Regions from separate parts of the Homo sapiens genome. Here region 2 is linked to region 1. The links are chromatin contacts, found by Hi-C or POLR2A ChIA-PET in ENCODE. All regions are on one chromosome and are shown on one strand. The core of a region is the stretch at or near the end of the contact, and the rest is flanking DNA. Distances in the headings are between cores, read along the strand shown.

Evidence for each region. Hi-C counts contacts between places; a loop is a spot of excess contacts on that map. ChIA-PET counts read pairs that join two places held with the same protein, here RNA polymerase II (POLR2A). Pooled maps may share reads with other maps.
Region 2: a map of K562 shows a loop between it and region 1 (4-fold over the local background). The contact joins two enhancer-like sites. A Hi-C loop is called at or near these places in 5 of 168 maps with a recorded cell type or tissue (CD14-positive monocyte, K562, gastrocnemius medialis and 2 more) and 6 of 50 pooled maps. POLR2A ChIA-PET finds 5 or more read pairs at or near these places in 12 of 52 experiments (A549, AG04450, GM10248 and 8 more).

The regions. Positions count from the first base shown.
Region 1 is chr7:101,853,427-101,861,353 of GRCh38, reverse strand. The region is part of intron 1 of CUX1 (cut like homeobox 1); the gene reads right to left. Among named protein-coding and RNA genes, the nearest start is that of CUX1, 40 kb to the right of the region's middle. RefSeq lists enhancers at 1-495, 4,303-4,432. Within about 2 kb of position 4,758, at least 40 of the 41 ENCODE cell types and tissues checked have a DNase peak (open chromatin) inside an H3K27ac peak, as active enhancers do; they include gastrocnemius medialis and prostate gland, where a contact is called at or near this core.
Region 2 is chr7:101,896,721-101,904,647 of GRCh38, reverse strand. The region is part of intron 1 of CUX1 (cut like homeobox 1); the gene reads right to left. Among named protein-coding and RNA genes, the nearest start is that of CUX1, 83 kb to the right of the region's middle. RefSeq lists enhancers at 3,808-4,307, 7,835-7,927. Within about 2 kb of position 4,459, at least 8 of the 41 ENCODE cell types and tissues checked have a DNase peak (open chromatin) inside an H3K27ac peak, as active enhancers do; they include gastrocnemius medialis and prostate gland, where a contact is called at or near this core.

The DNA of each region.
Region 1 (7,927 bases), core at 3,509-6,008:
CTTAGTAGACTCTGTTCTTTAGAGAATCAACTATTACGCAGAGACGCCATTGCACTTGAAACCATCTGCCAGACATTAAAAAAGTGACCAGGAGTATGCGTGCAAGGACTGGTGGGCGCAGCTAAAGGAAAATGTGCCAATTCCTGCGACCAGCAGACACGGGGCAGAAATGTGGGTTCGAAGGAGCAGGGTGGCTGAGATCCGTTCTAAAGCAGGTCAGGACCTAACACATTCAGAGATGCAGATTTCTAGAGACAAAAAAAACTAGTGCAGGCCGGGTGCAGTGGCTCAGCCTATAAACCCGGCACTTTGGGGGCCTGAGGCAAGAGGATCGCTTGAGGCCAGTTCAAGACTAGCCTGTCTCTACAAAAAATTTAAAAATTAGCCAGGCATGGTGTTGCCCACCTGTGTTCCCGGAACCTCACAGGCTGAGGTGGGAGGATCACTTGAGACTACCAGGTCAAGGCTGCAGTGAGCTATGGCTGCACCACTGCACTCCAGCCTGGGTGACACAACAAGACTCTGTCTCTTTAAAAAAAGGAAAGAGAGAAGAAGAGAGGGGAAGGAGGGAAGGAAGGAAGGAAGGAAGGAAGGAAGGAAGGAAGGAAGGAAGGAAGGGAGGAAGGGGAGATAAAAGAGAGAGAGGATAAAGGAAAGGAAAGGACAGGACAGGACAGGAAAGGGAGGAAAGGAAGGAAAGACAGACAGACTAGTACAATCCTCTAGTTTTATAGATGAAGAAACTGAGGCTCACAAAAGAGCAGTGGCTAGCCCCAGGCCCTGGGACAGGTGATGGCAGGTGACAGCAGGTGACACACTGAACTTAGCTCACCTCTCCCCTGGGACCCCACAGAGCATCATTCTGCCATGCCACACAGCAGAAACTCATCCTTCATATTGTTCATTTATGTTTTAGGTGTGATCGTGGTATTAGGTATTTTTTTCGAAGTGACATTATCTTTTAGAGATACATACTGAAATATTTATGGAGAAAATAATATGATGTCCTTTTCAAAATTCCAGGAGTAGGCAGGGGCGGAGATGAAACTAGACAGGCCAATAGTTTGGAACTGATCATGCTGGGGGCAGCACACAGGGTTCATTATTCTCACCTCATGTGTGTCTGAAATCTTCCACCAGGAAAACATTTTCTTAAGAATCTGTTCAAAATACCAAACAGCGACAATGCATCTATCCCCTTCAAGGAGAGTCTCTGCTACTAATCTGGGCCTTCCAAAAAAAGAAAAAAGGAAGAAGAGGATAGGAGAGGGGAGAAGGGGGGAGAGACAGAGAGAGAGAGGAAAAAGCAGGCAGAGACAGAGAGACAGAAAGAGAGAGGAAGGAAGGAAGGGAGGAAGGTAGGGAGGGAGGGAGGGAAGGAAAAAGAAAGGGGAAGGAAGAAAAGGAAGGAAGGAAGGAGCAAAGAAAGACAAAGGAAAGAAGGAAATAAGCCAAGAAAAGAGAAAGAAAGAGAAGAAAGAAAAGAAAGAAAAAGGAAAGAAGGAAAGAAGCAAAGAAAAGAGAAAAAGAAAGGACTGAGAGAGAGAGAGAGAGAAAAGCAACCTTCTGCTAGGATCTTAAAGATACTACCCATGAAGCCTTCTGGCTGGGAAAAATTTTCAAAAAGCACCATTGCTCAATAAGAAGAGGGAACATATTCAACAAGTTATCAAGTCTGCAGAGAGAACAAGCCATGTCAGTATGAGATCATTAAATCAGCATTCTGGCAAAAAACGGTATTTCCAAACGTTCTGATGACAGCTGGATCAAACCCGCCAATACCTGACAGTAATAAATACAGTTATTTGGGAAGAAAAATAGGGAGTGACCTTACAGCTCCACTGAAATAGGCCAAATACGGGAAGCTTGAGGCGGTAGGAAATGGAAAAGAACAGCTAATATTTGGCAAGCTTCCTTGATGATCAACAAATTAAAATGTTAAGGAAGCAATTTGTTGAGAAAAGATATTTTTAAAAGAAGCTGAATCACGCAGGTTCAGCCCCGGATACGGTCAATTGGTAATTTTTAAATCATTTTTTAAAAGTTAATGTGTTCAGCCTCTAGAAATGGCATTTGAGACATCGCTGAGTTAATCATAAGCCGCCTCTCCCCCAGCTCAGGTGCAGGGAGGGATGCCTTTGCTGAGTTACTCTAGGGCTCTGCTCTCAACCCCAGGCTCAGCAGGGACTGCAAACCCAGCTCTCATGGGCAGTGCCTTTAGTGACAAGGGCATAAACAAAACTATAGCCTGAAGTCGAGCTAGAGTTTCCAAAGGCCCTCTGGTTGCCGGTCCATTTTCAATCATTAGCCACCTGACCTACTTCCAAATCTAGAAAGCCAAACAATACCGGATTTCTTCAATTAAAATACTGCTGGTTTTCACAACGCATGAAGGGAAGACTTTCTTGTGATTAAACAGCCATTCCCTGGGAGACCGAGGGAAGCGGATCACCTGAGGTCAGGAGTTTGAGTCCAGCCTGGCCAACATGGCGAAACCTAGTCTCTACTAAAAATATAAAAATTAGCCGAGCATGGTAGCGAGTGTGTGTAATCCCAGCTACTCAGGAGGCTGAAGCAGGAGAATCTCTCGAACCTGGGAGGCGGAGGTTGCAGTGAGCTAAGATCGTGCCACTGCACTCCAGCCTGGGCCACAGAGCAAGACGCCATCTCAAAAAAAAAAAAAAAAAAAAAAGGCATTCGCATTCTAAGGGCCAAAGTATACCCTCACTAAACCACCACAGCTCACAACTAACTCACTCAACATAGGGCTCACTGAGCATTTGCTGTTGTGGGTGCTAAGAACAAAGTCATTGTTTTCAGAATTCAAACATTCTTTCGGGTGAGAGGAGTGGAAGACACAGGTTTTATAAGTAGGGGATCATGTGCAGATAAGTCATTGAAGAAGAAAAAGTCAGGGAAGGCGGGAGGGACCAAGAAGGGATGGGTGAGGATGGCTCCTCTGAGAAGGGGACATGTGAGCTGAGACCTAAGAAAGTAAAACCTAACCATCACAAACCAAAGTCGGCCTCTAAAATGGGATCCCCACCACCAACCCCAAAACCAGATACTACAATGCTCTTGGCCGGGTTTTTAGCCATGTGCTTGGTTAGCTGCTGCTTAACTTTATTCTTAAGGAATCTACATACTGCATTTTTTTAAAGCAGGTTCCCTGGTAAGAAACCCTACTCCTCAGAAACAACAAAAATAGTATGTTCTGTTTTCTCTTTTTTTGAGACAGAGTCTCGCTCTGTTGCCCAGGTTGGAGTGCAGTGGCACCATCTTGGCTCACTGTAACCTCCGCCTCCTGGGTTCAAGTGATTCTCCTGCCTCAGCCTCCCGAGGAGCTGGGAGTACAGGTGCGTGCCACCACATTCGGCTAATTTTTGTATTTTTAGTAGAGACGGGGTTTCACCATGTTGGCCAGGCTGGTCTTGAACTCCTGACCTCAAGTGATCCTCCCACTTCGGCCTCCCAAAGTGCTGGGATTACAGGCGTGAGCCACCACCCCCAGCCCTTACTGTTAAATGACCATGATGAAGCTGATTTCTACAAATACACCAGGAGGAAGAGCTAAGGGGGGAAAAAAATTCCCTGCAAAATAAAACGAAACAAAGCTCCTTGCAATTATGCAAAGCTATAGCACAGCTAAGTTATTCTGAGCTAACTCAACCTAGAGGGGTGACGGCCTGGCAAAGGGGGTCATCCGACCCAGCCAGACAAGCTCCGTCTTTCCCTTCCTGCTTCACTCATTTCTGAAAAGAACAGTTCCAGTTTAAAGTAACCCAGCAAATTCATCCTCAACGGGTGAAACCCCATCCTCGCTTCACCTGACTCAAAGCGTGCGCTGCTTTAATTCAAAACAGCTGACTTCGGAGGCCTACAGTCCTCATTTTTCATCCGTCCCCATCATACCAAAAGCAGACTATGTAAGTAAGAGCGGTGAAAGGCCTTTCTGTGCTGAAAACATATTTTATGTATTGAAAAGTACTTGGTGGCCACGCATCTTAACTCCTGAAGAAGAAAATAGTTATTTCTTTTTATTTCTGCAGATATTTCAAAAATATGATAGGTATTGAATGCTAGGCCTGTGACAGGCAAAATGCCCTGTAGGAGGTGCCCGGGTTTCAGAGTCAAGCACAGCCCCCAATCAGATAAGCAGAGGCCTGGGAGAGGGAGGACATCAGGACCCACGTGACGCTAACACCGGGCGGGGTAAGGGCAGGAACATGGCGCAGGCCCAAAAGTGGCCCGCGGCGGGTGGTACGGGGCAGGACAGAGTCCACCTGCTGGAGAGGATCTGAAGGGCCTCGTCCTAACAGAAACAGGAACCGGAGCTGGGCAGGACTTCAGAGGCTGAAGGATGGGAGAGGGAGGGTGCGCCCAGGAGGAGGCACAGCTTGAGCAGAGGCGTGGCTGCATGACCGCGGAGGGAGGGTTCACACCCGGGGCCTGTGGTACGGCTGGCAGGCGTGGGAGAGCCAAGGTGGGGACACAGAGAGGTCAAGGAGGCCGAGGCCGAAAAGGGACCACAGAATTTGGCTACAAGAAAGCAGTTTCAGTTTAACGATGACAAGGGAGCCCGAGTGAAGAGGAAAACCTGTCAACTCCTCGTGAAAGTCGGGAGGGTTTCTGCGTAGAAAAAAACAGCGTTCAGCAGCTCAGTTGGCTGCCGTGAAGTCATCAGAACTAGAGGAAGAGTTGGACTTGCTCTAGTGAGGACAGCTTTTGAAGTCACTAACCACAAGGAGGAAGCCTTCCCCTCTGGGCCTGCAGGAAACAGATTGCGTGGCTTTGTCTGTCCTGGCTGGGGAACGCATGACACGCTGAAGGGTTTTCCAGCTCTAGGGAAGAAAATTCATCTTTCTGTAAAGTCCACTTCGTCTTCCATTATCTACCAGACTTCTTGATGGGACCATTTTTAGAGCCTTCAGTGAAAGAATGGAAAACACTAACTTGGATAAACAATTAAGAGTAGGGAGGGAAATAGGTGAAGACGCAACTCTGATGAAATAAACAAACCGCAACCGTGGAATAACATTCTGGTTATTATGGGTCGTGATTAACGGCTCCCTGCGTTGATGGCTGAAAACTTGTGCTTTACTGCACACTTCCAGCAGAATTTAGCTGCTTTTTTCTTTCTTGTTTCCTTTTTTTTTTTTTTTTTTTTTTTTGAGACAGGGTCTCACTCTGTCACCCAGACTGGAGTGCAATGGCTTGATCATAGCTCACTGCAGCCTTGACCTCCTGCTGGACTCAAGCGATCCTTCAGCCTCAGCCCCCAAGGAGCTGAGACTACAGATGCACGCCACCACACCTGGCCAATTTTTCTTATTTTTTGTACAGACGGGTTCTTGCTATGTTGCCCAGGCTAGTCACAAACTCCTGGGCTCAAGTGATCCTCCCGCCTCAGCCTCCCAACGTGCTGGGATTACAGGCGCTAAACCAGCACTTAAGCTGCATTTTTTTTTTTTTTTTTGAGCTGGAAACTCCTTCTACCGCCCAGGCTGGAGTGCAATGGCACAATCTTGGCTCACTGCAACCTCCGCCTCTCGGGTTCAAGCGATTCCCCTGCCTCAGCCTCCCGAGTAGCTGGGATTACAGGCGTCTGCCACTGCGCCCAGCTAATTTTTGTATTTTTAGTAGAGACGGGGTTTCACCATGTTGGCCAGGCTGGTCTGGAATTCCTGACCTCGTGATCCACCCGCCTTGACCTCCCAAAGTGCTGGGATTACAGGCATGAGCCACCGCGCCCGGCCTTAAGCTGCTTTTTAACACATGGGGAGAACACAGAGAAAGTACCAAAATGAATGTTGTAACTCAATTCTAAAATACGTGAAAATATACTGAAGACTCTTCCATTGCATCATCTTGTAAATTCAGGTGAAATCCTGCCTGTCCCTACCTAGGCCTCATTTTCCTTATCAACCTATGAGAAACGACCAGGCATTTCTTGGGTCCCCAGCACCCTGGAGAAAGAGACCACTCGGAGGACACGGCCCCTCACCTCATGGTCCCCCTGGCAGGCAAGGCCACCGGGCCAATTAATGGAAGTCAGTGACCAGCAACTGGAAGGGCTACAGGGTTTGGGAGGAGATAGAGCCTCTGAGGTTGGAAAGGCGGCCAGGGTTTCACTGGGAGGCAGGGCCTGGGCCAGGCTCCAAGGGACGGGGTCCAGCCCCCAGCAAAGCATCAGCACACACTTCAGCAGGAGGTAAGATGCCACGGCACTGGGGAAATTTTTAAGCAAGAGGGAAGAGGATGCATTAACAGAGAAGAGGGAGGTCACCATTGTGGGGCATTGCAATCCAAATTGAGTCCAGGCCGGGCGAGGTGGCTCACACCTGTCATCCCAGCACTTCGGGAGGCTGAGGTGGGAGGATCACTTGAGGTCAGGAGTTTGAGACCAGCCTGGTGAAACCCCACCTCTACTAAAAATACAAAATTAGCTGGGTGTGGTGGCACATGCCTGTAGTCCCAGCTACTTGGGAGGCTGAGGCACAAGAATCGCTTGAACCCAGGAGGCGGAGGTTGCAGTGAGCCAAGATGATGCCACTGCACTCCAGCCTGGGTGATAGAGTGAGACTTCATCTCAAAAAGAAAAAAAAAGAAAGAAAACTGAGTCCATTTTTAGTCCTTTGAAGTGTGCAGGTGTGTGTGACTAAAAACAGGCAGAACCATCACTGTTGAGAATGGGGTGCCACAGAAATGGGAGACAGGGTGTCATTTCTTACTCCAGCAATCGGAGGAGGCAACTGTTAGGAACAGCCCCCACTGGCTGAGCAGTGGCCAAGAGGCACCTCACTTTATGGAGGGGGTCCCTTCCAAACACTAAGAACTTAGGAAGTTCTCGCCACCCAGAGATAAGGGAATGGAGATGCCCAACCCCTAAATGATGGAGGCAGGATTTGAGCCCAGGCCTCTGGTGCCAAAGCCCCCACTGCTTCCTCATCCCATCACCACCAAACAGGCTCCTATGCTTAGGAGACTGGCTTTCTGAGCATTTCATAAAGTTGCTCTGCAGACAGACTCCAAACTTGTGTTAATCATATGTTACCCGCTGGCAGCCCGGCTAGAAGGCGCTCACAAAAGATGACTTTGAAAGACAAAACCAAAACCGAAGTGTTTCCTATGAAACTGGTATCATCACACACAGCCTTGCCCCATGCACACATTTCAGAATTGTCCGACATCCAGTTCAACATGGCAGACGATCCTGTTTGCTTTGGAACAGAAAGGTATAAACTCACCTGACAAAGAGGACAGGAAAGCAAGAACAAATGAAAAGCCCCCAAAATCTCAGAAGCTGGAAAGCGCTGGAAAGCACTGGAAAGCCGAAGCCGCCTTTCCAGACAAGCCTCAAGATGGAGCAGGCCGCCTGCAGCAAGCAAGCTCATTCGAGCTGCAGGACTTGGAGGCCGGGCAGGTGTGCAAAATGCCACTGCGGTCAGGTCCCTCCTGCACTGTGGGCAGAAGACTGGGGTTTCTCATGACCATGGGCAGGGGGCTGAGTGAATATCCCAGCACATGCCCCAGCCTGGTGCCTAGAAGACAGGTGGTCAGACTAACAGTTCCCAACTGCACCACCCAGCAGGAACACTGAGGGCTCCTTGCTAGAGAAACTGACCAGTCCAAGAGAATGAGCCACTGATACCCATGCCTGGGGGCTCCCCGCAACTAGACACCTGGGTTAATTACTTACGGTGGGGGCCACCAAAACTGCTCTTTACCCCGACACACACACACACACACACACACACACACACACACACCCTTTCTATTGCCATGCTCTGATATATGAACAAACAACAACACGTCACTAGGCATTTGAGGAAACCTCTAACTGGGACCAAAACAAAGAGGGAAACGAGGAAAACAGACAAAGCGACAGGACAAAGGCTAAAGAAATTTGGGTCTAGCCGCACAACTG
Region 2 (7,927 bases), core at 3,210-5,709, 44 kb before region 1:
GCAGTGAGCCAAGATCACACCACTACACTCCAGCCTGGGCAACAGAGTGAGACTCTGTCTGAAAAAAAAAAAAAAAAAATTCTCAAAATGTTATTATACATTTGATATGTATCAGTATTTCTTGATTCTGAGAGATCATTTGATATTAACTCCCAATCACGGAAATTCAAGTGAAACTTACAAGCTGCGGCCTTTCCATGGAAATGCTATTCTCTTGAATCTGTTCAGCACACCCCCAGAAAATGAACAGAAGTACAGTACTGACTTAGGGTAGACAGTAGGGGTAAAAAGGGACAGAGGCGGAGACAAAATTTCTCAGTATATAAACATACAAATTTTATTTTTTTGGAGACAGGGTCTCACTGTGTTACCCAGGCTGGAGTGCAGTGATGCAATCACAGTTTACTGCAGCCTCGAACTCCTGGGCTCAAGCAATCCTCCCGCCTCAGCCATCTGAGTAGCTGGGATTACGGGCGCGTGCCACCATGTCCAGCTAATGTGTGTGTGTGTGTGTGTGTGTGTGTGTGTGTTTTGTAAAGACACGGTTTTGCCATGTTACTCCTGAGCTCAAGTGACCGCCCCCCACCTCAGCCTCCCAAAGTACTGCCATTACAGGTGCGAGTGACCGGACCTGGCTAAAATTTTGATTTTAGACCAAGTGAACACGTTACCTATTCAGAAAATAAGATTGAATAAAAAATTATAATTTGGTCTATGAGTATAAAAGCTACGCGTACAAAGTTTTCCTACAAGCCTTTTTTATAAATCTCTCAGGACTGAGAGATTTCCATCAAGAATCAAGAATTTGTTTTTTTGTTTTTCACCCCGTCACAAACCCACTCTGCGAAGATGAAAATGCCAGATGTATCCAACAAGCATTGCACTCCATAGAATACTTGCTAGACGCTCATTTAAACGGTGAGATGTGAGAGACGCTGTCTCGGAGACGCATAATGACATGTAAGGCGGAGCAGGTGCCGGGGCAGGCCACGTGGCCGGCTCTGTGGCAGGGAGAGGGGAGGATAATTCTCAGCCCTAACGAGAAGGGCTCTGCTTTATGGATTACTCAAACCACATGACATTACTGATATTTGACCATTTTTGAGCTACAAAAAAATGTCCGTTTTATAAGCAGTATTCTTTACTGCTCTGTTGTGGCTGTTATCTCAAAACAACACATAATTCTGCCTGCCAGGCTCAGCCTTGTAGGCACACGCAGTGCTCCCCACTACAATCTTCGGCTCTGCAAGGAGCCCAAAGGACCCTAATTCCCCCGACCCAGCCAGCCCCCTAGGGTACGGTTCTTGGGGTCTGCTCATCTCCATTTGCCTGGGTTCCCCATAGCTTTCTCCCGGCCATCTTGCCTCCTGTTAAAGTGGGACCTCCCCCGCCACCACCCGCCTTGTGTAGGTCACTTGTTTTCTACCTCCTGTGTTCCCCCATACCAGGATGGGGAGGGGCTACTGAGGTCTGGCCGGCTGCTGACCCTGCCCCTCCTCTTGGCCTCGGGGTCAACCAGGGAGAGAGGCAGCCACAGGTGGTTTGCTGATCTGGTCTTACAGATAAGGAAACCGAGGCTTCGCATGAATGTGACTCACCACTGAAACAAATGCCCGGGAAACAGGCCCCTTGACTTCATGCCTTCTATTATTCTTTTTATACTTAGCATACATCATGAGACATATGGGAACTTGTTAAAATTAAGAAACATCAGCCATTAAAATTAAGAAATATCAGAGGGGTGTGGTGGTGCACAACTGTAGTCCCAGCTACTCGGGAGGCTGAGGCGGAAAGAGCCCACGAGTCCTGCCTGGACAACACAGCAAGACCCCATCTCTTAGAAAATTAAAAGATGCCCATGAAGGTTGATTTGGGCAGTTGATGGCTAAGATATTAATTCCTCTGCCCAGCTCGATGGCACTGCCCCACTGCTCCGTCTGCAGGACAGAAGACGGATGTCAAAGACAACAGACAGGTCCCAACTCCGCACAGCTGCATCCGGCACAGAGAAAGACTTGGGAGATTTGTAGTGGGTTGACCCTCCAACCAATTAATTGGCTCCAGGGACCAACTAATGAAATGAGAGGGATGAATGGGAACTGCACTATCCAAAATGGTAGCCAGTGGCCACATGTGGATTACATTTCATCTAAGTTAAATTTAAAATTTGTTCCCTCCATTCCAGCTGCCATACTTCAAGGGCCCAACAGTTACATGTAGCTAGTGGCAATTATATTTGCTGGGGCGGGTAGAGACCATTTAATCAACACAGAGAGTTCTAGGGACAGTGCTGGCCTCCAATGACCCCCAGGTCCTGAGGATAACGCTATTAACCATTGCAAGGGAGGTACCGCCCCATTTCACAGACTGAGGAAGCTGATGATCAGATGACTGACCGGCTTTGTCGAAATCATAGCAGGAGAGGTAGGGCCTGGATTTGAATCCAGATTCGGCCGACTGTCCAACTGAGGCTCTCTGCAGAACACCATGCCACCATCTCTTCCCCATGCCTCTAGCTGAATGCAATTCCCTGTCTCCATGAAACAGGGGGCGAGGTCATCAGTGAAAAACGAGACGGGGCAGGGAAACCGTTGTGGCTGAGTCTCAAAATAGTCCTGCCACTGCCAAAAGGAATAGCTCTGATCTCATCTGCGCTGGTAAAAATGTTTTCCTCCTAAAGTATTTGTTTCAGAAATAAGCCTTTAATTTGAATGCTTTCAGAGCCAACATTTCTGTCTGCTGAAAATATTTATTTCTATTGTTTGGCAGGAATCAATTTGTTAGGGCACCAGCCATTCTGGCAAGGGCTCCCTTCCCCTTCGCGAGGAGAACACTGGCAGGGAAGCCACCCGCGGGCCTGTGGCTCACTCCCTGTTGGGGTTTCTCAGCCACTAACATCTGCCCGGGCAGACACGGGCTGCTGGGGAACAAAACAAACCACCTAGTGTGTGTGTGCCCGGGACATATACGCTTTGGGGGGTCCCTGGGAACGTACAGCTGGGCCTGGTGGGCCACTGGCTGCTTATAACTTGCAGAATTAAAATAGATTTTGTGGCCAGGCACAGTGGCTCACACCTGTAACCCCCGCACTTTGGGAGGCCGAGGCAGGTGGATCACCTGAGGTCAGGAGTTCGAGACCAGCCTGGCCAACATGGCAAAACCCTGTCTCTATTAAAAATACAAAAAAATAGCCGGGCGTGGTGGTGCAAGTCTGTAATCCCAGTTACTCGGGAGGCTGAGGCAGGAGAATCGCTAGAACCCTAGGGGCGGAGGTTGCAGTGAACCAAGTTCACACCACTGCACTCTAACCTGGGCGACAAAGCAAGACTCCGTCTCAAAAACAAATAAAAACAGATTTTGCTTAATTATTTTGCAAGTAGAAGAAGGCTGGTGACCCAATATTGGGTGATTTTTTGTATAGCCCTGTTTCTTCCAGAGCTGGGCCCGCCCTACCCAGGGGCATTACTGGGCCCTAGGAAGCAGTAGGGGCATTTGGGGTAGACCAGGTTCCATCCTGGATTCAGCAGCTTCTTGTTATGGGAACTTGAGCAAGTCACCAAGACTTCCTGAGCATCGATTTTCCCATTGGTAAAATATACCACCTACCTCACCTCCCAGGGTCGTTGGAAAACTATGTGATATATAAACAGAACAAGACATACTCTTCTAAGTTAAAAAAAAGTTCCAGAGAGATAGTAGTTATCATTGTTAGATTCTTCAGTGATTAAGTATCCTGCAACTTACACACATTAGCTCCTTTTCCCATATGCTCTGGGGTTCGGATGGGAGGTGGTGCCTAAGAGAAGGATCCTGCAAGTTAAAAGCTATCACAGTTATAGGTGAAGTGCTAATAACTTCATTTTGAAACTGTCAGGTTTGGCTTTTTTTTTTCTTCTTCTGAATCACAGCTGTGGCTTGCACTAGACCTCTACCTGTGGCTGTGTTCCCTTCTCACATTTTAATTAGCAAATAAAAACTCCAGAAAGCTCTCAAAATGTTTCTGCCTGGATTTTACAAGGAAAAGTTAAAAGATGCCAACTGGCTCCTGGGAAAAAACCAAACTAGTAAGAGGCATCTATCAACAAGGCAGAGCAAGTTCATCCGGAGAGCTTATGCCAGGCCAAGAAATACCATCTCGGAGCCAGCTTTGATTTTATTTTTGCAGTTAATTTTCAAGATTTTCGGTGCCGCATTCAGCGAGTGAGGTTTACAACATCCTGCCATTGGCTGAGAGCTGCTGCCAGCCAGATGGCCCCGCAGAACGACACTCGTATGGCAGAGAGAGCGGGCGTCGCAAGTGATTCCTTCGCTGCCTCCTGGCACCGGTACCGCTGGCTGCCACCAGGAAACCTGGGTTCTGGGCACCAACAGGTTACACTACATGACAGCTCCTGGTGCCAAGAGCGGAGATGCGATTTTAAAGGGGCCGCGTCAATCCTCAGTGAGTTTCACTTCTAGCTCTGCTGGACATGAGGGACACCGGCAGAGGGAAGAGGCTGCTTCATGGGCTGCCCAGAAGTGCTGCTAGTCTCCCCATTCTGGGCGCTGGAACAGTGACTCCAGCTGTCAGCATCACCCCATCCTGTCCAGGGCGCTTTCTACAAGATAGCTGAGGGGCTCTTTAACTTAGACTCTGTAAAGCTAGCTAAAGAGCTATTGCTAACCACCTAAACTCGCACTAAATGAAGATACACAATTAAGAAGCACAATTACAGCTCCTGCCGCTATGTGATGGGGTTCTGGCATGAATTCCCATCCAGTGCCCTCGGCTGGGGCAGCTCCCCACACTCTCCAAGTTCACACCATGCTCGATGGCCCCCTCTTCATCCTAGGTCTCTGTGCCAGGCCCCTGGAGGTAGGAAATTCATGCCAATTACCAAGCTTTCCTGATCCCCCTGTGACTCCTCCAAGTTCAAGTTCTCATCACCGGTTTTTCTCGAACTCTAGACGTGAGTTCTTATGTACACAGACATCAGGACTTTTTCTCTATCAAACTCAGCAAAATGACACCACCTGTTTTGGCCCAGGAAGGACATCTCTCTATACCTGATGTTCTCTGTATGCTGGGCCTCCTGTGACTTCTTTATTTTTTTATTTTTTTGAGACAGAATCACTCAGACTGGAGTGCAGTGGCACAATCCAATCTTGACTCACTGCAACCTCTGCCTCCTGGGTTCAAGAGATTCTCCTGTCTCAGCCTCCCGAGTAGCTGGGATCACAAGAGTGCACCACCACACCTGGCTAATTTTTTTTGTATTTTTAGTAGAGACCGGGTTTTGCCATGTTGACCAGGCTGGTCTCGAACTCCTGACCTCAAGTGATCCACCTGCTTTGGCCTCCCAAAGTGCTGGGATTACAGGCGTGAGCCACTGCGCCCAGCCTCCTGTGATTTCTTGAGGACCAACTGGCAGGGAGGGGATTGTGATCTGGTTTGAAGGGCAAAAGGCCGCTCAGTAATGTGGGATCTATAAGGACCCACTCCACCCCATCACCATCTTATCACTACCACCCAGGGTCTGGACCCCAGAACACTGCCCATGCAGCAACAGGAAGCAACTTGGACCAGGCAGCCTTGGTGATGCTCTCCAGCCACTTCTCTGCCCACGAGGTTCCATCACAGATAAGAAGCCACAGGCAGCCATGCACAAATAGCCGCCAGTGGACGGGGCTCTGGGATGCTGCACCTATGTGCACCAACGCCTTCCACGCCACTCAGTATGTTATTCTTCCAAGCTAGTGTAACTATAAAGGAAATTAGCCGGGTGCGGTGGCTTATGCTTTGTAATCCCAGCACTGTGGGGGGCCGAAGCAGGCAGATCACCTGTGGTCAGGAGTTCGAGACTGGCCTGGCCAACATGGCAAAACCCTGTCTCTACTAAAAATATAAATATTAGCCAGGTGTGGTGGTGCGTGCCTGTAATCCCAGCTACTCAGGAGGCTGACGCAGGAGAATCACTTGAACCCGGGAGGCGGAGGTTGCAGTGAGCCAAGGTCGCGCCGCTGCACTCCAGCCCAGGCCACAGGGCAAGACTCTGTCTCAAAAAAAAAAAAAAAAAAAAAAAGACACAGAAATGGAAAGAAACAAGAATAGTCTCTGAAGGAATCCTGAAGCAGCTTCAGTGAATAAAGTACATACAGGAAGCCGCCCCAAGAAGAGAAAATAGGATAAACTAAGAGGGAATTACGAGCCTGGCACTGAATGGCATTGGAGACTTCCCCGTCCCGGCGGCTGCCAGTTCTTCTCCTCGTCCCCACTGCTTTAAACACGGGGAGCCCAGAGCCAGTGAGCTGCTGACCTGTCAGATCTGACTTCTGGAATAAAAATGAAAAGGCCGAGTGGCAGCCGTAACATGGAATTTCCTTGTTTTTATTAGTTTAAGGCTCTTAAAGAGTGACTTTTACATTGGGGAAAACTTCTCAAATATGTACTACTTGAGACTTAGATCCAGTTACCTCTCACATGTTTTCAATCATTCTGCTTGCCAATTTTACTAGATATCAAAAGACATTTGCGGTTTAAAGCAGGGGAATGGGTCCCCCCCAACCATTCCCCACTCCAAGTACATCTGCGCTCCCTGCGGTGACTCTTCCCCCTAGATCCCTGACCCCTCGGGGCTGCCAAAAAGGCCCACCGGGGTACCGGGGGTGCTACTGGATCCACGCAGGCAAGCTGGGTGGGGGTAGGAGGGTGGTTTATTTCAAGCACTGGTACTGCAGGGGAAGAATTTTTTGGTTTTGGTTTTTAGACAAAAACTATTGATAAAATCCAGCTTTTTACATGACTTGCCACTCACATCAAGTCCAAGGAACAGAGGTTCCTCTTGAAACACACACACCAATAAGCAAAACCCTAAGACTACCACACTGGAAAAAAAATGGTTATTCAGTCATCCATCCCAAGAGCTGAAACTATAAAGATTTGGGGATGATAATATCAGACTGGTCACGCTATAGTCTGGGGTTCATTTAACATTGAAGCTGGGTGTGAAAACAGTAAACTGTTGCCCATGACCTGCGCTGTGATACTTACATCAGCAGAAATAATTATGAAAGTCTAACCAATTGTGTTGTTAGATATCTTCTAACTAAGCACAGAACCTCTACTTTTTTCTTTTCTTTATTTTATTATTATTATTTTTTTTTTTTAAGAGACAACATCTCGCCCTTCACTCAGGCTGGAGTACAGTGGCACGATCATAGCTCACTGCGGGCTTGAACTCCTGGGCTCAAGCAATCCTTCCACCTCAGCCTTTCAAGTAGCTGACACGACAGGTGCATGCCACCATGCCCAGCTACTTTTTAAAAATTTCTGTAGAAATGAGGCCTCGATATGTTGCCCAGGCTTCACTTGCTGTATTAACCAAACACACCCAGGGGTGGCTGAGCCTTCGAGGATGTCAAGCCACAAGATGTCTAATAGCAAATGACGTAAAACTCTGCGCTGTCATCCAGGGACAGAGATGGGAAGAGAGAGTTTGAAACCTCATTAAAAACAAAATGAAACACACTTCCTGCTTCGCAGATGCGTCCTAAATAGTTTGCTTGATATAAATTCAGAGGAAGGCCTAATAAGAGGGAGTAAATGGGTGCTGGCTGAAAGGAGGCTGCCCTTCAAGACAGTTGTGTGTGCGTGACTTTTCTGCACATCAGATAGGCTCAGGGGGGCCACTGCTGAGCCAGGCTTGTATCTTACTCTTCATAGGGACTGACTGCTTGCCTTATACAAAAAGGATAATACTGACTGCTCGTAAGAACTTACTGGGAGTGCGTCTCTAAATTTCTGGTACAAACGTGCACTTTCCCTATGAATACTCAAAGGCAAACAAATCCTCTAAGATGAAAAACTTCATATTTAGTTTGTTAGGGACAGACAGGCTCCACATTTCAGCACAAACATTTATTTTTAATCAAGCTAATTTTTTATTTT